Linked DNA regions of Homo sapiens: region 2 is linked to region 1. Evidence: chromatin loops called from intact Hi-C (ENCODE). Cell type or tissue: IMR-90. All regions are shown on one strand. Links, peaks and the distances in the headings refer to the core of each region. The heading gives the core; the rest is flanking DNA.

What was found. Hi-C counts contacts between places; a loop is a spot of excess contacts. Peaks named below come from ENCODE experiments on the same cell type or tissue, not always from the same donor. Only the 100,000 strongest peaks of a DNase experiment are listed, where the experiment ranks them.
Region 2: it touches region 1 in a loop (3.0-fold over the local background); 15 of 110 quality-filtered maps call a loop at or near these places.

What each region holds. Positions count from the first base shown.
Region 1 is chr11:68,004,210-68,014,753 of GRCh38, reverse strand. ALDH3B1 (aldehyde dehydrogenase 3 family member B1) reads right to left here and starts at 4,427. Exons shown (of 10, transcript NM_000694.4): 1 at 4,362-4,427. RefSeq lists enhancers at 1-447, 4,080-4,908, 9,614-10,156, 10,157-10,544 and a silencer at 10,535-10,544. In IMR-90, for the core only: CTCF peaks have their summits at 4,585 and 5,000 (motif pointing left); DNase peaks (open chromatin) are centred at 1,373 and 4,543; H3K4me3 peaks cover 1,073 bases; H3K27ac peaks cover 4,890 bases.
Region 2 is chr11:68,110,642-68,118,641 of GRCh38, reverse strand. All of the region lies in intron 1 of CHKA (choline kinase alpha), which reads left to right. Among named protein-coding and RNA genes, the nearest start is that of CHKA, 6.7 kb to the left of the region's middle. In IMR-90, for the core only: a CTCF peak has its summit at 4,522; a DNase peak (open chromatin) is centred at 4,491.

The sequences.
Region 1 (10,544 bases), core at 544-8,543:
TCCCCAGCCTGGGGGCACTGCCCAGGGAGGCCAGGCCAGTGGGCAATAGCCTCTTCTCCCTGTGCCTCAGCTTCCTCAGGAAGAGGGGGAGAACACCTCGGGCCTCCTGGAGGCCCTGCTGCCCACCCTGCCGGGGCTGTGGTGCTGGGAGGCAGAAACAGCTGTGGGGGAGAGGATCAGGGCGGGGGAGAGGGCGTTCCTGCCTCCGTGCTGGTGCCAGCCAGAGCTGGCAGGCAGGGTAGGGGCCTAGACATTCCCCCGAGCCCTGCCTGTTTACTTGAAGTTCATCGGAGGAGCACTCTGACGCACTCGTTCCTCGGCCTGGTGCCAAGGACCCGTGGTGACCCTTTCCTCCTTCCCTCTCCGAGTCCCTTTCCTCCAGATCTCAGCTTGGCTGATGCTTCCTCCAGGCAGCCCACCCAGATTATGCCCTCATCCACTGTCACAGTGGCCCCTTGACTCTGCTCCCCAGCGTTCTGAGTTGTGCCATGTGATAAATGTCTGGTTACACTCTACCCACCTCCCAACCCTGTCCACATCTCCCTTATTTCCCCCTCATTAGACTGGGAGGCAGGCCCCTCTGTGCCTACTTATTTGAGACCTAGTGCTTGAAGCCTCTCATGTTACCGGTGTAATGATGGCACCTGCCAGCTAATGATGAGACCACACAGTCGGTTCTGAGCCCAGGGCCCAGCATCGGTGAGCGCAAGGCTGTGGGTGATTGTTAAGTGGCCACCTTGAGGGCGGGACCTGCTCCGGTCTGCAGGATGGCCCTGCTGGACCAGTGTGCTACTGAGAGCCTGGTCAGGAGCCCCAGGCCAGCCCTCAGCTGGAGTGATTGTGGGGCCAGGCTGAACCCACCATCTTCCTGCTCTGATTGGGAGAAGCTGGGCAGTGGCCCGCACACAGGACAGGCACCATGGTCCCCATAGGGGATGGCTCGTCACGGGAGCAGGACTGAGACCCAGGAGCCAAGAACGAGCCTCTCGAGCCACCATCAGGCCTGTCTCCGGGCTCTGCCTCTTACTGGTTGTGGGACCTTGGGCAAATCACTCACCTTCTCTGCCTCGGTTTCCTCATCTGTGAAATGGGGATGCTAATGGCACCTGGTGTCATTGTGAGGATTAAATGACATCACGCTGCATAAAACATTTGCTGTTGTGCCCACAGAAAGTACTCGACAAAGGTCAGCTCTGGGTGTTTTGCTAAGTAGCCTGCAAATATTTATCTCCCTCAACTCCGCACTCTCCTGGGTCCTTCTCCATTCTACTCTCACCTTCAGACTTCTGCCAGTGGTCAAAGGCAAACCACGCCTGTGCCTCTCTCACCCTTTGTAAGAATCTCTGCAGAAACCACAAAAATGCAAGGCACGTAACGTGAATGGTGGACTGTGGGCCGGGAGCTCTGTGGGGGATGGAGTTCTGCAGGGAACATTCCAGCAACCCTCCTAGCAACGCTGAAACCAACTCACCAGGGCCACAGGACACATCTCTCCCACAGGGCAACCAGCCCTGGCATTGCCCCTACGGGTCACTCACTCTGGACTGAGGCCCCCAGGGAGTGCCCAGGGCAGGACCCTGGCAAGCGGAGAAGCCAAGGCCGCCTTCTGCCTGAGATTGGGGGGATCCTGGGCCTGTTATCTCCCGAGGGTGCTGGGCAGCCATTGTGGACACACAGAATAGGGAACTCCTGAATCAGGCACTGGGCTGGGGTCCCCCAAGCCCACCCCCGCGGCACTCATCCCACAGTGTGAGGTTGTAAGGAGTGTGATCCCCATGCCTGCCCTCGCTCATTTCACCACCACGGCCGCCCACTGAGGGACCACTATTCACCCCACTGAAGGAGATGGAGGCTGAGGCTCAGAGAGGGCCAGAGCTTGCCTGATACCACCCAGCTCCTCACATTGGAAAACCCAAATCCAGAAGAGCAGAAGGCTATCCACCTCAGCTCCCACCTCCCTCACAGTCCCCTGGGGATGGGCAGCCAAGTCCTTGGGGGAAGGGACACTGGGCTGGGGCCTGGACGGCAGACCCAAGGCTGGGTGGACTCCGGTAGGCCAGCTGTGGGAGGGGTGACCGGTGAGGGGAGGTCTCTTGCTGTTTGGATTCCATTTCCTCGGCCTCCCTCCTCACTATTGCTGCCACTCCCCACACTGCTTAGGTTGTGGGGTCTGAGACTGCCTCTTGCCTCCTGCGGCTGAGCCACTGAGGTCCAGGGGCTGATGGGCCCAAGGGTCTCTGGGGCGTGGCCCCCCATCACAGGTTGAGGTGCATTTGGCCCAGACCTGCAGCTTCTGGGGTGGGGGGGAGTTGCCACATCATTTGGTGATGAAGATAGCGGCTGTTTCCTCTGGCCTGGGGGCCAGGGCAGGACCAGCCACTTCCTCTCAAGGCCACGGGCCTCTAAAAACAATACTCAGGTGCCCATGTGCTGGGCACTATGCCAGCCTGGGTGCTCGCTGTGGGTGCCCACAGGCTCCGGGAACAGAGTGGGGAGGAACGGGGCTGACATATCACAGGGAGTGAATGGCTGGCCGAGCCGCTGCCCCCAACCTCACAGCAGGGACCGTCCCTGGGCAGGGACTCCCTGCTCGTTCACACCCTGGCCTATCAAGTGGGTTGGATTCCAGGGAAACGGAGGCTCTGCCCGTTCTCTCATTCTTCCTGCCTCAGTTTCCTCATCTACACCATGGGCCTTCTAAGAGCATCCTCCCAGCATGGCATGGTCTGGGGGCCCAATGACCTGGGTTTAAACTGCAGCAACCACATGTGTGAGTGGGGAGACCTTGGGCAGGTTGCTTGACCTCTTTGTATTCACGTTTCCCATCTGTAAAATTGGGCACTGCCTGTGGCACCCATACCACTGTCGGGAGAATTCAAGCACTGGGACCCCGGGAAGTGCTCAGTATCCATGGAGGACGGATGTACCAGAGGAGGGCTCAGGGAGGAGACCCCTGGGGCAGGGGCCTGAAGGGGCCTTGATCCAAGGTGGGTGTTGGGGAGACAAGGACATCACCCTGAGACCCAACTGAGGACAGGGATGTGGTGACAGAGGGACTGAACATGGTGGGTAGAGGGCCTGGGGGACCCCCATCAGGGCAGCCAGAAGGCGGGGATCACTAGGCCAACTTCAGGGGACCCACAGGCCCAATACCGCAGGGTCTCCGATTCTGATCTCCTGCAGTGTAGCTTCATTAAACAAACATGATGAGAGGCTGTGATTTTGAACTGAGCTCCTGTACTAGGCCCCAACAGACCAGACCAAACCAAAATGGAGGCACTCATGCCAAATGCCACATCATCAAACCGAAGCTTTAAGGAAGCAGACAGAGCCCAAAACCACAGACCAGTTTCTCCGGGAAGCAGGAGATTCCAGTCCACCTGAGCCGGCATCATCAGGTCCCCTCTGCCTTACCCCTTAGAAAAAAGCAGTCCGCTTAGAAAAAAGCAGTCTGCAGCGATCCGGTATTAGGCGGTTTGGTGTTTCCTATTTTTCTGTTTCCTCCTTTCTGCCTTATGAACCCCCTGCTCTGCCACTGCCTGGTGGGAGCTCTCACTCCATTTTGTAGAATGGAGGCTGTCCGGATTCACGAATCATGAATAGAAGCCAATTTGATCTATAACTAAATGTGTTGTCATTTTGTCTTTTGATGGCCTTAAGCTGGATTTTCATGAGGCCTCCCAAAGCTCAGCAGCCCCTCCCTTGGGGAGCCAGGGACCAGCGTATCCCCTCATTGGTGGCTCGGGCCAACCCAGCCCCGGGTCACAAAGAGGCTGAACAGCCTCGGCTCCCTGATGGGGCACAGTTCCCGGGATGAGAAGTGCCTCCTGCAGGCGGGGCGGGGCTGGCTGGCCACTCCTTTCTTGGACCCTGACAAAGTCCATTGCTAAGAATGATTCTTTCCCAGAGTCATTCATGGCCACATCCCTGCATCAGCACTGGGCATGCAGGCTGGTGCCCAGGAAACGGCTGTTGCTGGAAGGGATACTTGACCCCTGTGGGGAAGGGGCGCACAGTCCTTCCTGGGGCAGCTGGACCCAGAGCTGTTCCCTTGGTTCCCTTGGAGGGTGTCCGGGAATCCCAGGAAAAGGAGGCGGTGGCAACCCAGCTCGGACAACGGAAGGGTGCCTGCTGGCCAGGGGGGTGCCCGGGACCTCGCTGCCACTCCCCAGATCTGCCTCTCCTCCTTCCGCTTTCTCCCCCAGCAGGCAGGCAGATGAGCTCAGCCAGGACACAGTGGCCTCTGAGTGCAGCTGCCGGTGGCTAGGCCCGCCTGGGCTGCCTGTAACCCGGAGTTGCTGAGCTGGACTCTGGCCCGACTGCTGGCCCACTACAGCCCCAGCCTCCCCGGGATACTCTACCTGAGGCTCTGCCAAGCTGCCCTTCCTCCTGGCTGTCCCGCTCTGCCTGGTGGCCCTGCTGTTAAGAAATGTCCAACGCAGGGCCAGTCCCCGGGGGAGGGGTGGGGCGGAGTTGCCCTAGCCTCGTGCCTGACTCTGGCTCTGGGCGGGCTGGAGGCTGCAAGCCAAGATTTCACCACCGCCTCCCTCGGGGGCCTCGACATCTCCTCCCAGACCACAGAGAAGAAGTCAACGCCCAGAGGGCGCCAGGCTAGAGCCACACAGCAGGGCTGAGCTCCGAGCTGAGGGGCAGCCTGAGGAGGAGGAGGAGAGGCTGTGCAGCAGGGCTGAGCACTGAGCTGAGGGCCAGCCTGAGGAGGAGGAGTGGGGCAGTGGGCCCTGGGAATCCCGGTGTGGGGTGGGGAACTATTATTGTATTAATTATATTCTATTATAATATTATGTGGAATGTTATGGCCCAGAATAGCAAGGAAGTCTCGACCCCCCACTCCCAGCCTTCCCTCAATGCCTCCCCTAAGGAATAAGACCACTACTACTCCTGCTGCCCTCCTCCTACCACCTTGCCTGGTTTACAAGACAGGAGGAAAGAGAGAAGGCAAAAAGTTAGAAAAAAACAGAAGTAAGAGAAATAGCCAGAAGACCTTGGCGCCACCACCTGGCCCTGGTAGTTAAAAAAAAGTGATAATAATATCAACCCCTGACCTAAACTACTTGTGTTATCTGTAAATTCCAGACATTGTATGAGAAAGCACTGCAAAACTTTCTGTTCTGTTAGCTGACGCATGCAGCCCCCGGTCACGTTCCCCGAGCTTGCTCGATTTATCACGACCCTTTCACGTGGACCCCTTAAAGTTGTAAGCCTTTAAAAAGGCCAAGAATGTCTTTTTCAGGGAGCTCGGCTCTTGACGCAAGTCTGCTGATGCTCCCAGCTGAATAAACCTCTTCCTTCTTTAATCCAGTGTCTGAGGTGTTTTGTCTGTGGCTTGTCTTGCTACACCCTACCCAAGACTCAGTTTCCCCTTCTGCAAAACAAAGAGGTCAGACCCAAAGGTGGCTGGAGTCTAGAAATACCATCTTAGGGACCATACCTCATGCCTGCTCCTCTCCCAGCGCCCTGTGCTTCCGTGTTCCTCCACACCACCCCATGGGCCGCCCCATTCATAGAGCCTGTCTTTCTGCAGATCTAACATTTTACAAACGAGGAAGTGGGGGCAGAGAGGGGGTGGGATGTGAACATGGGGCGTGTGTGTGGCAGAGCTTCTTGCTCCAGAGCTGGGGCTGCACCCGTTTCGGATGTCCCCTCTGCCTCCCAGGAGGAGTGCCTGCCTCTCTGCTTAGGACCGTGGTCATGATGCCACGTGTCGCCTTGGTGGTTCCTGTAGTCCCGATCTTCCTCAAGTTCGGCACAGGCAGCTGTGCCTAAGCCTGTCCCTGCCTGCCCCCAGCCCGCCCCGGATACACCTGTCAGAGCCAGCGTGCTGTGGGGATGATGTGCAAGCTGCTGTGGGTGTGGACAGGCAGGGGACAGGGTGACAGGTGTGGAGGAAGAGCCTCCTCTATGCCCCTTCCTGGGCCTGCCGCTGCTACCATCTCCCTGGTGCCCTGGGCCTCCGTAGCTCCCGGCCCCGGGGCCTCTGGGCCAACGTGGCACCTGGGAGGTGCTCATCATGGCCCCCCCCACCCGCCAGCTCCCTGCCTACCTGGGAGGGCGGTGAGGTCTTCTGGACCATGCCCACACCGGTGGCCCGTGATTAGATAGTTAGGGTGGGGGTGAAGGACTGCAGAGCCCCTGTCCTCTGTGTGGGATGGAGCCCCCAGCCACTGCCAGTCACGTGGCTCAGCATGTGACAGCCCAGCCCTGCCATTCTCTGGAGCTCAGCCAGATTGAGCGGGTGCCAGGCAGGGCTGGGCAGGGGCTGAGCCTGTAGGTCTCAGCTGGGAGTGAGGCCCAGAGAGGGCAGCCACTGGTCTAAGGCCACACAGCAAATCAGGGACCCATCTTGGCGGGTACTGGCAGGTGGGAGGGGTGTTTCAGGATCCCGAGGGTCCCCTCCCTGGCCAGGGAGCTGTTGAAGAATTTCCCCCAACTCACAGGGGCCGAACTTGTCATGAATGCAGGAGCAACCTGGGAGGAGGCCCCCGAAGAGGCCTGTCCTCCCGGGACAGAACTCCTAGCCTTCCCTGGGAGTGAGGCTCCCCCCAAGGGAGGCCACACACCTCCCAGGAGGGCTGGGCCCTCCCCACTCTGGGTTGGGTGCCCCTCACTACTCCTCAAAGCTCCAGAGGCTCAGTAGGGCCTGGGAGTCCCATCTTTGTTGAGGAGCCCAGGGTAAATGGGGAGCCCTCTGGGTAGGGCACCAGGAGGACTCACTTTTGGAGCCAGCTCTGGGGTGAGGTCTGCCAAGGCCCAGGCCAGCCAGGGGGAGTGGGTGGAGGGGTTGCTCAGGGCTCCGGGCCAGACAGCTGCGGCCCCGCCTGCCCTGCCTCCTCCTTGCTGGGCTGACGCTTCGCCTCTTTGGGCCTCAGTGTTCCCATGTGAGAATGGGGCTGACTACAGTCCCGGGGGCATCTGTGGGTGAATGAGAGGGTTCGGCAGGCATGGATCTCAGCACCTGGCATGGAGGGCGTTAAGTGTGAGGTCTGGGCTCAAATCCTGGTCCTGTCACTTACCTGTGTGACCTAGGTTAGTGTCTTAACCCCCCGTGCCTCTGCCTTCCCATCTGTAAAATGGGACATAAGTGATTGTGAGGCTGAAACAAGTTATTCCATGCACGTGGGCCCGGAACTGTGACCATTCCAAGTGCCCGGCCCCCTCTGGAAGGGTCTGAGAGCTACCTTCCAGACTCTAGGACAGGAGTGTGGGCAGGGCATGAGCATGGCATCAGGTGGAATCATTCATCCATTCATAATTCATTCATTCATTCCCTCACTTCTCAGAAACACGCCCCTGAGCCTGGCTCACAGGGCCTCAGACCTGCCCAAGAGCATCTCACTGCCTCATCTGCCCACGAGTGACCTTGAAAAGAAACGTCCCCTCACTGGGCCTCAGTTTCCCCAGCTGTAAAATGGGGGCTGACTCTGCCTGCCTCACATGGCTACTGCGAGGGTGAAACGAGAGCCGACCTGAAGGCACCGACAGGGCACCTGGTTCTCAGTAGGCGCTCAGAGCATGTGAATGTCCTCCTGCCCCTCTCCTTGCCCTCCTGAGGAAGTGGCTGCCCCAGGCCTTGGCCCTGAGGCCCTGGCCCTGCCTCCCACCCCCTCCCTGGCAGTCTTGAAGGCTGGACCCACCCTGGCTCCTTGAAGAGGCAAAGTTAGAGGCTGTAGGGGCCCAGGGCCCAGGACACAGTCAGAACTCACGGGCAACGGTGAATGCGGGTCACTTGTTCATTTACGCACTCAACAAACCTTTACTGAGCACCTACTGTGTGCAGACACTTCACACAATTTTCACAATTCCCAGACATTATTGACCATGCTTTCCAGCTGGGCCACACAGTGACAAGGACTCATGGGGATCCACAACCAGCCTGGCCTGGCTCCCCGGCCCACGGTGCTTCCAAGGTGCCTGGAGCCCTCGCACAGGAATGGGCTGGAGTCTTCAGCTCTGGGTGAGCCCTTTGCCACCAACTCTCAGGAGCCTCAAGTCTCAGTGGAAAGCAGCAGCCACCTGGGCATTTGCTGTGCCAGGCACTGGGCAGAGCCTTTGGCACACCCCAACCTGGGGACCTCCCACCATCCTGTGAGCCAGACTCAGTGATCATCATCCCCATTGGCTTTAATGTTTAAAATATTGTGGAATCACATCCATGCCAGGGAAGTGGTGTGAAGGGAATCACGTGGGCTGCCCAGCACGCTCCTGTGTCAGTGCAATGCGGGGCAACAATATTCCAAGAGGTTGTTTCAGGGAGTTCCAGTTGAGAGCAATATTTATTCTCTTCTGCTTGCTTTTCTGCAAGGAACATCGATTATTTTCATAATGAGAACTGAAAGTAAAGGCTTATTATAGAGAAAAGCATTGGCAAACAGTGAGCACGGGGGGATCTGGCCACCCCTTCCTGGGGATGTGACTGTGCACTGTTGCAACCTGGATGGGTTGGTGGAGGTGCTGGCCCTGCTCAGATCTCTGTCCCGCAGGTCACCCTGGTGTGTTTATCTGGGCCACCCTATCAGCCTCTTAGATAGTCTCCAGGCTCCCCAAGAGCAGCTCCATAAACCACCTAAAAAAAAAAATCCTTTCTGGAGAGAGGAGGTGTATCAGTCAGGGTTTAGTGCCTCCAGGGCTGTTTTTTGTTTTTTTTGTTTTTTGTTTGTTTGTTTGTTTGAGAGGTCTCACTCTGTCACCCACGCTGGAATGCAGTGGCACAATCTCAGCTCACTGCAGCCTCATCCTCCTGGGCTCAAGCAATTCTCCCACCTCAGCCTCCTGAGTAGCTGGGGCTACAGGTGTCCACCATCACACCAGGCTAGTTTTTGTATTTTTTGTAGAGATGGGTTGGGGGGGGGGGTTTGTCTCACTTTGTTGAGGCTGGTCTTGAACTCCTGAGCTCAAGTGATCCTCCTTGGCCAGCCAAAGTGCTGGGATTGCAGGCGTGAGCCACAGCGCCCGACCCTCTCCAGGTGTTTTGAGTAGGAGACATTGAGTGCAGGGAATTGGTGGTACAGCACAGGTGATGGAAGAGCCCAGGATGGGCAACCATAGCAACCGCCACAACCCCCAGGCCCAGAGGAACAAGGGGAGGAAGAGATTGCACCAGGCCCCAGAAGTTTGGGGTCCCTCAGGGAAATTGAGAAGCTCGGGGGGCCCACTCCCAGCACTTTGGGGGCTAAGGCGGGTACATCACTTGAGGTCAGGAGTTCGAGACCAGCCTGGGCCAATATGGTGAAACCCCATCTCTACTAAAAATACAAAAATCAGCTGGGTGTAGGGGCACACGCCTGTAATTCCAGCTACTCACAAGGCTGAGTCAGGAGAATTGCACTTTCTCATCATACTGTGTAATGATGCTGGTGTCTGCCATCTGAGAACGGCCCCCGCCATAGCCATACTCTCCCACCTCCTCCCTGCCCCTGCGCCTCGGGCCCTGCCCTCTCTTCGGCTCCTTTCCTGTCTCCCACTTCCAGCCACCCACCTGCATGAATCCACCTGTCTGTTCCCCACATCTGCACTTGGGCATCGTCACCTGGAGAAAGTTCTACCTCCTGGAAGCCTGAAGCCACTGCAGATTCACGCCTCCCCCCACCTTCCCAGCAATCCTTGCGGGGTGGGAGGTGTTTGTCATCCAGTCACTCATGCACCCATCCAGTCACAAGTATTGATCACTCAGTAGGTGCCCAATGCCATCCTCTGCATTTGGGAGAGGATGTACCTAAAGAGCAGTGGGTGGAGGGGGGTGCACAGGGAGGGCATGGAAAACCAGAAGGGAAGTGAAGGGACTGCATTCTCTGCAGGGATGGTCTCTTGTTCTGAGAGCTGAGTGGGAAGGAAGCCACCTGGGAGGCGCAGCAGGAAGAGCATTCAAACCAGAAGGAACCCAGGGGAGAGAATCTGGATATTTTCAAAAGTGGCCCCGTGGCTCCAGCCAGGTCGGTGGTAGCCAGTGCTTTGGAGTGTCGGCCCCACCACAGGCTCCCGCTGCAGCCCGGGATCCAGTGCCCAGCAGGATGGGGGCAGGTGGCTCTGGGCCCCACTACATGGTTGTGGCAGGGTCCCCCATGTAGTTCAGTGGGGATCACAATCTCCACCTCCCAGGACCCACTCAAGCTCCCATTTGCACAGCCCAAACTGGAGCAGGATGGGGACATGGGAGGTGGGCTCTGGCTGTAGCGTCCGGTGGTGGGAGGTGGGGTCCAGGTGGTGACGCTACTGTCCCTGCAGTGCTCTTTGATGAGCTGTAACAGCAGGCTTGGAGGTGGGGCTGGGGACGACCCAGGCAACCCTGAGGGGAGCTTAAGGGAGCCAGGCAACCCTGGCACTTTTCCAAGGCTTTGCATTAACTCAATAGTTCCGCCATGGCCCCGGGGGTAGTGCCATGTATTTCTGTTTTACCGTCGAGGAAACGGAGGAAACCGAGGCACAAAGAAATGGAGTTAATTCCTAAAGTCACAGGGCCAGGAGGTGGCTGAGTGGGGATTCGAACTCACACCCCAGAGGGCACACACAGGCAGGCCCCTGCACACACG
Region 2 (8,000 bases), core at 1-8,000, 100 kb before region 1:
AAAGGTGATTTAGGACATGGGAAAGTGGGTGATGTCTAGCTTTTAAAAAAGACACAAGGGCATTTGGAGGTGCGGAGAAGGAGAGGAATTCGTCTGGTTGAAATTCAGTGATTCTCCATAGGCAGTTGCAGTTATTATGGCTCCAGCTATCAAATTTTACTGACATTTCCCAATCTGATTCTGGTTTTTGGTTTTTTTTTGGAGACAGGGTTTCACTCTGTCGCGCAGGCTGGAGTGCAGTGGTGTGATCACAGCTCACTGTAGCCTCGACTTCCCAGGCTCTGGTGATCCTCCCACCTCAGCCTCTCAAGTAGCTGGGACTACAGGCACGCACCACCATTACTGGCTAATTTTTGTATTTTTGTAGAGATGGGGTTTCGCCATGTTGCCCAGGCTGGTCTTGAACTCCTGAGCTCAAGCAGTCCTTCCGCTTCAGCCTCCCAAAGTGCCAGGATTTTAGACCTGAGCCACCATACCTGGCCCCGATCCGTTTCTGGAGCTCCGTGTTTCACTGAGTGCCAGTGCATCTGCAGTAGTTGATGAGACTTCACCACCTCAACTCAGTGCATTCCTATTCCAAATTTAACCCTTTGGCTCCTCCCCACCCAGGAATGTGCTTCTGCTTTCGCTCTGCGTTTGTAGCAGCAGCCTGGCCAGAGCCCCAGGATCATTTCTAACTCTGCATTCCCCCAGAAATCCCTCCTCTGCACACAGTTGTAACTCAAACCTGATGAGCTACTTTTGTATCCCCACCTTCTGTCTGGTCCCTTTGCTGTCCTTGCTTAGACACTAGAACAGGAGGTGCCTTAGGATCTTCTTGCATTTTGTGTGTTCCTTCTAATCCATTCTGTATCTTGTTGCTATGGATTTCTCAAATATTGGAAAATAAAATCCAAACTTGTTTGCATGGTCTAAACTTGAGCCTTGGCCTACCTTTTTATTTTTTATTTTTAAATTTATTTTTTGAGATGGAGTCTTGCTCTGTCACCCAGGCTGGTGTGATCTCGGCTAGCTGCAACTTCTGCCTCCTGGGTTCGAGCGATTCTTGTGCCTCAGCCTCCCGAGTAGCTGGGACTACAGATGCACCACCACATCCGGCTAATTTTTGTATTTTTGGTAGAGATAGGGTTTCACCATATTGACCAGGCTGGTCTCGAACTCCTGACCTCAGGTGTTCCACCCTCCTTGGCCTCCCAAAGTGCTGGGATTACAGGCGTTAGCCACTGCACCCTGCCCGGCCTAACTTTTTAGACTGGTTCTTTTTGTTATTACTGTTTTAAAATCACTCCTTCTCCAGAACCACAGCAACTAACATTGAGCTAGTTACACTGGAGCCTGCATTTTCTGAATGAGCTTTGTGTTTTCAGTTTCCAGGCCTTTCTTTGCCCCTACCCTCTGCTTGGCAGCCTTTCCCTTGGTGTGTTTCCTTTAAAATTCCTCTTTCAAGGCTTAACTCAGAGAGAACCAGACATACTGAATTTCTTTCCCCTCTGTGTCTCATCCTTAGCACTTTGTACATGCAGGCCTTGTTATCACAACCCTTAACACGTTTGTGTGTGTGTTTATTCATTCCATTCTCTTGTTAGATTGAATTCCTAGAGGGCATTTCACGTTCATCTTTGTATCTCCAGCACTAGGATAGTGCCTGGCACACCGGAACTGGATAAGTGTAGAAATTGTCATTTTTAGCTTAAGTTGGCCTCTTTGCTGTGTGATGAACGGAGATCCTTGTCTGAGTCTCTTCAACTATGAGTGGTATAGGGAAAAATAAAAATTGTCCTAACATGAGAGTTGTTGTTAATGAGCTGACCACTTAGAAAATTTGTTCATTTCCAGACATCACAACTTAATACTAACTTCTGTCCCTGCCTATCAAATCAATAGTATGTTATTAGCATTTTCTTTCTTTCTTTCTTTTTTTTTTTTTAAGACAGTCTTGCTCTGTTGCCCAGGCGGGAGCACAATGGCGCGATCTCGGCTCACTGCAACCTCTGCCTCCCAGGTTCAAGCGATTCTCCTGCCTCGGCCTCCCGAGTAGCTGGGATTACAGTCACATGCCATGTCCAGCTAAATTTTTTTTTTTTGGTATCTTTAGTAGATACAAGGTTTCACATGTTGGCCAGGCTGGTCTTGAACTCCTGACCTCATGATCCGCCTGCTTTGGCCTCCCATAGTGCTGGGATTACAGGCATGAGCCACCACGCCTGGCTACCTGGCTAATTTTTGTATTTTTTGGTAGCCACGGGGTTTTACCATGGTGCCCAGGCTGGTATAGAACTCCTGGGCTCAGGTGATCCGCCTGCCTCCGCCCAAAGAGCAGGGATTACAGGCGTAAACCACCACACCCAGCTTAGAGTTTGTTATTTTCATTGCTGATTGATAAGGTCACAGCAGTTGTGAAATGAAGTTTAAAATCTTGTGAAGGATACAAGATTTCATGAAGTTCAATGAATGAAATGTTGGAGACTAAGTTTCACACACATCTTTTGACATTACGTTCCACAGACCCACTAACAGTGAAAAGAAAACCATTGAGGAGGATGCTACCTTGGGCCCTGCAAAATAGAATCATATCAAAAGATGGAGAGAGTCCCATGAAAAGACTGGCCAAGTCCTCAGATACTGTAAAATTAATGCAGTAAAACTCACATAGGAAGTTAATTGTGTCTTATGGTGCCATCATAATTTTTTTGGAAAAATTGTGCCCAAACTCCCTACTTTTCATTTTAAACGTTTGCTTTTCAAATTAAACATAAATATGTAGTTGTATTATAACCTAAATTATGTTACATATAAGAACAGAAACAATTTTCAATTTCATTTTTCAAGATACAATTTTATTTACACTTTGTTTTTACTGGAAAGTTTTGTTCCTTGGGTGGCTGGCTTGCTGGCTTTCTTTTTCTTTCTTCCTTTTTAAACTAATACACTATATTTTTTAGAGCAACTTGTATTTGTTTGTTTAGAAATGGGGGATTTCACTGTGTTACCCAGGCTGGTCTTGAACTCCTGGGCTCAAGTGGTCCCTCCTGCCTCAGCCACCTTAGTAGCTGGGATTACAAGTGTGTGCCACTGTGCCCAGTTTTAGAGCAGTTTTAGGTTCACAGCAAAATTGAGCAGATAGTACAGAGAGTTCCCATATAACCCCCTGCCTGCACACAGGCACTGCCTTCCCCTTTCTCAACTTCCCCCACCAGAATGGGACATTTGTTACAACTGAGGAACCTACATTGACATATTATCACTCAGAGTCCATAACACACTACATCCTATTCTTGCTGTTGTACATTCTGTGGTTTTTGGCCACCGTATAATGACATGTATCCACCATTGTATTGATGCTGCTTTACATGATGAGCTTACTTCAACAGGGTTATGCCCTGATAAACCATCATAAATTGAAATGCATTTAATACATTGAATCTACTGAACAGCATATCTTAGCCTAGCCTACCTTTAATTTGCCAGAACACTTACACATTAGCTTACAGTTGGGCAAAGTAATCTAACAGAAAGTCTGTTTTTATAATAAAGTGTTAAATATTTCATGTAATTTATTGATTACTGAAAATGAAAAATAAAATGGTTGTATGTTTACTTGAAGTATGGTTTCTTCCGAATACATATCACCTTTGTACCATTGTATAGTCGAAAAATCATAAGTTGAACCATCATAAGTTGGAGACCATCTGTAGTGTCATACAGAATAGTTTCACTGCCCTAGAAATCCTCTACTTAATGTCTGTTTATCCCTCTTTCCCTCCTAAGCCCAGCCAATCACTGGTCTTTTTACAGTCTCCATAGGTTTTCCTTTTCCAGAATGTCATAGAATTGGAATCACACAGTATGTAAGTCTTTTCAGTTTGGCTTTTTTCACTTGATAATATGCACTGAGTTTCCCTGGGTCTTGTCTTGTCTTTTCTTCTTCTTTTTTTTTTTTTTCCCGAGACAGAGTCTCGCTCTGTCGCCGAGGCTGGAGTGCAATGGTGCGATCTTGGCTCACTGCAACCTCCGCCTTCCGGGTTCAGGCAATTCTCCTTCCTCAGCCTCCCAAGTAGCTGGAATTACAGGCATGTGCCACCCCGCCTGGCTAATTTTTTGTATTTTTAGTAGAGACAGGGTTTCACCATATTGACCAGGCTGGTCTCGAACTCCTGACCTTGTCATCTGCCTGCCTTGGCCTCCCAAGGTGTTGGAATTACAGGGGTGAGCCCCTGTGCCCAGCCTCCCTGTGTCTTTTCATGGCTTGATAACTCACTTCTTTTTAATACTCAGTAGTATTCTGTCATCTGGATATACCACAGTTTATTTATCCATTCATCTACTGAAGGACATCTGGGTTACTTCACGGTTTTGGCAATTATGAATAAAGTTGCTCTAAACATTTGTGTGTAGGTTTTCAATTCATTTGGGTAAATACTTAGGAGCATGATTGCTGGTCATATGGTGAGAGTTACGTTTAGTTTTGTAAGGAACTGCCAAACTGTCTTCCAGAGTAGCTGTAACATTTTGCATTCCTACCAGCAGTGAATGAGATTTCCTGTTATTCTATGTCCTTACTAGCATTTGGTGGTGTCAGCATTCTGGTGTTTGGTCATTCTGGTAGGCGTATAATGGTCTCTCATTTTCTTTTTCTTTCCTTTTTTTTTTGAGACAGAGTTTCACTCTTGTTGCCCAGGCTGGAGTGCAATGGCGCGATCTCGGCTTGCTGCAACCTCCGCTTCCTGGGTTCAAGCGATTCTCCTGTCTCTGCCTCCTGAGTTCTTGAGATTACAGGCACCTGCCACTACGCCTAGCTAATTTTTGGTATTTAGAGATGGGGTTTCACCATGTTGGCCAGGCTGGTCTTGAACTCCTAACCTCAGGTGATCCACCTGCCTCGGCCTCCCAAAGTGCTGGGATTACAGGCATGAGCCATCGCGCCTGGCTGTTTTTTGTTTTTGTTTTGAGACAGAGTCTTGCTCTTTTGCCCAGGCTGGAGCGCAGTGGTGTGATCTTGGCTCACTGCAACCTCCGCCTCCCGGGTTCAAGCAGTTCTCTGCCTCAGCCTCCTGAGTAGCTGGGATTACAGGCGCCTGCCACCATGCCCGGCTAATTTTTTGTATTTTTAGTAGAGGTGGGTTTCACTGTGTTGGACAGGCTGGTCTGGAACTCCTGACCCACGTGATCTGCCCACCTCGGCCTCCCAAAGTGCTGGGATTACAGGCGTGAACCACCGCGCCCAGTCAGGTATCTTATTTTAATTTGCAACTTTCTAATGACATATGATGAAAATCTTTTCAGATGCTTATTTGCTATCTGTATATCTTCTTTGATGAGATGTCAGTTTGTGTCTTTTTCTTTTTCCTTTTTATTTTTTTAAGAAACTGGGTCTTGCTACATTGCTCAGGCTTGAGTGTAGTGGGTATTCACAGATGTGGTCCTCCTGCCTCAGTCTCCCAAGTATCTGGGACTATAGGGGCATGCCACAGAGCTTCTTGCCCATTTTAAAATTTTAATTTAATTGTTTTTTTTTTTCCTGCCACAGCTTCTTTTTTTTTTTTTTTTTTTTTTTTTTTTTGAGACGGAGTCTTGCTCTGTTGCCCAGGCTAGAGTGCAGTGGTGCGATCTTGGCTCACTGCAAGCTCCGTCTCCCGGTTTCACGCCATTTTCCTGCCTCAGCCTCCCGAGTAGCTGGGACTACAGGCGGCTGCCACCACGCCCGGCTAATTTTTTGTATTTTTAGTAGAGATGGGGTTTCACTGTGTTAGCCAGGATGGTCTTGATCTCCTGACCTCGTGATCCTCCTGCCTCGGCCTCCCGAAGTGCTGGGATTACAGGCATGAACCACCGTGCCAGGCACCTGCCACACCTTCTTGAGTGGGAAAGTGTTTTCCTATTCTTGAGTTTTAAGAGTTCTTTATATATTTTTGTTAACAGTCCTTTATCAAATGTGTCTTTTGCAAATATTTTTTCCTTGTTTGTGACTTTTCATTCTCTTGACAGTATCTTTTGCAAAGCAGTTTTTAATTTTAATGAAGTCTGGCCTATCAATTATTTCTTTCATGGATCATGCTTTTGATGCTGTATCTAAAAGTAATCTGGCTGGGCGCAGTGGCTTATGCCTGTAATTCCAGCACTTGGGGAGGACAAGATGGGTGGATCACCTGAGGTCAGGAGTTTGAGACCAGCCTGGCCAACATGGTGAAACTCTGTCTCTTCTAGAAATACAAAAAAATTAGTCTGGTGTAGTCGTGGGCACCTGTAATGCCAGCTACTCAGGAGGCTAAGGCAGGAAGAATCGCTTGAACCCGGGAGGCGGAGGTTGCAGTGAGCCTGGATTGCGGCACTGCACTCCAGACTGTTGCGACAAGAGTGAGACTCCGTCTCAAAAAAAGTAAATAAATAAATAAAAGCAATCACCATACCTAAGGTCATCTAGATTTTCTTCTATGTTACCATCAAGAAATTATCTAGTTTTGCATTTTATATTTAGCTTTATGATCCATTTTGATTTAATTTTTGGGAAGTGTAACGTCTGTCTAGATTTTTTTTTGCATGTGGACGTCCCGTTGTTCCAGGACTTTTTTTTTTTTTTTTTTTTTTTTTGAGACGGAGTTTTGCTGTTGTTGCCCAGGCTGGAATGCAATGGCGTGATCTCGGCTCACCGCAACCTCCACCTCCCAGGTTCAAGCGATTCTCCTGCCTCAGCCTCCTGAGTAGCTGGGATTACAGGCATGCGTCACCACGCCTGGCTAATTTTGTATTTTTAGTAGAGACGGGGTTTCTTCATGTTGGTCAGGCTGGTCTCAAACTCCTGACCTCAAGTGATCCACCCGCCTCAGCCTCCCAAAGTGCTGGGATTACAGGTGTGAGCTACCGCTCCGGGCATGTTCCAGGACCATTTGTTGAAACAACAAATGGTTTGTTGTAAAAGACATTTGTTACATTGTATTGCCTTTGCTCCTTTGTGAAAGATCTGTTGACTATGTGAGTGTATTTCTGTACTCTCTAGTCTGTTCCATTGATCCATTTGTCCTTTCTTTTGCCAATACCACACTGTTTTAATTAATGTAGCTTTTTTATTTTTATTTTTTGAGATAGTGTCTTGGCTGGAGTACAATGGCATGATCTTGGCTCACTGCAACCTCTGTCTCCCGGGTTCAAGTGATTCTCATGCCTCAGCCTCCTGAGTAGCTGGGATTACAGGTGTGTACCACCATACCTGGCTCATTTTTTTTTTTTTTCTTGAGATGGAGTTTGGCTTTTGTTGCCCAGGCTGGAGTGCAATGGCACGATCTCGGCTCACTGCAACCTCTGCCTCCCAGGTTCAAGCAATTTTCCTGCCTCAACTTCCCCAGTAGCTGGGGTTACAGGCGCCCACCACCACGCCCAGCTAATTTTTGTATTTTTAGTAGAGACAGGGTTTCACCATGTTGGCCAGGCTGGTCTCGAACTCCTGACCTCAGGTAATCTGCCCAGCTCGGCCTCCCAAAGTGCTGGGATTAGAGGCATGAGCCACCGCGCCTGGCCTAATTAATGTAGCTTCATAATGATTCTTGAGGTTGAGTATTGTCGGTCCTCTGACTTTATTCTTCATTGGCTATTCTAGGTTTTTTGCCTCTCCTGATAAACTTTATTATTATTATCATTTTTTTTTTTTTTGAGATGGAGTCTCATTCTGTTGCCCAGGCTGGAGTGCAGTGGCGTGATCCCAGCTCACTGCAACCTCCGCCTCCTGGATTCAAGCGATTCTCCTGCCTCAGCCTCCCGAGTAGCTGGGATTATAGGTGCATGCCACCACGCCCAGCTAATTTTGTATTTTTAGTAGAGACAGGGTTTCACCATGTTTGCCAGGCTGGTCTCGGAACTCCTGACCATAAGTGATCTGCCCACCTTGGCCTCCCAAATTGCTGGGATTACAAGCATGAGCCACTGTGCCTGGCTTCCCTGTAAATTTTAGAATCAGTTCGTTGGTATTCACAAAATAACTTGCTGGGGTTTTCATTGGGATTGCATTA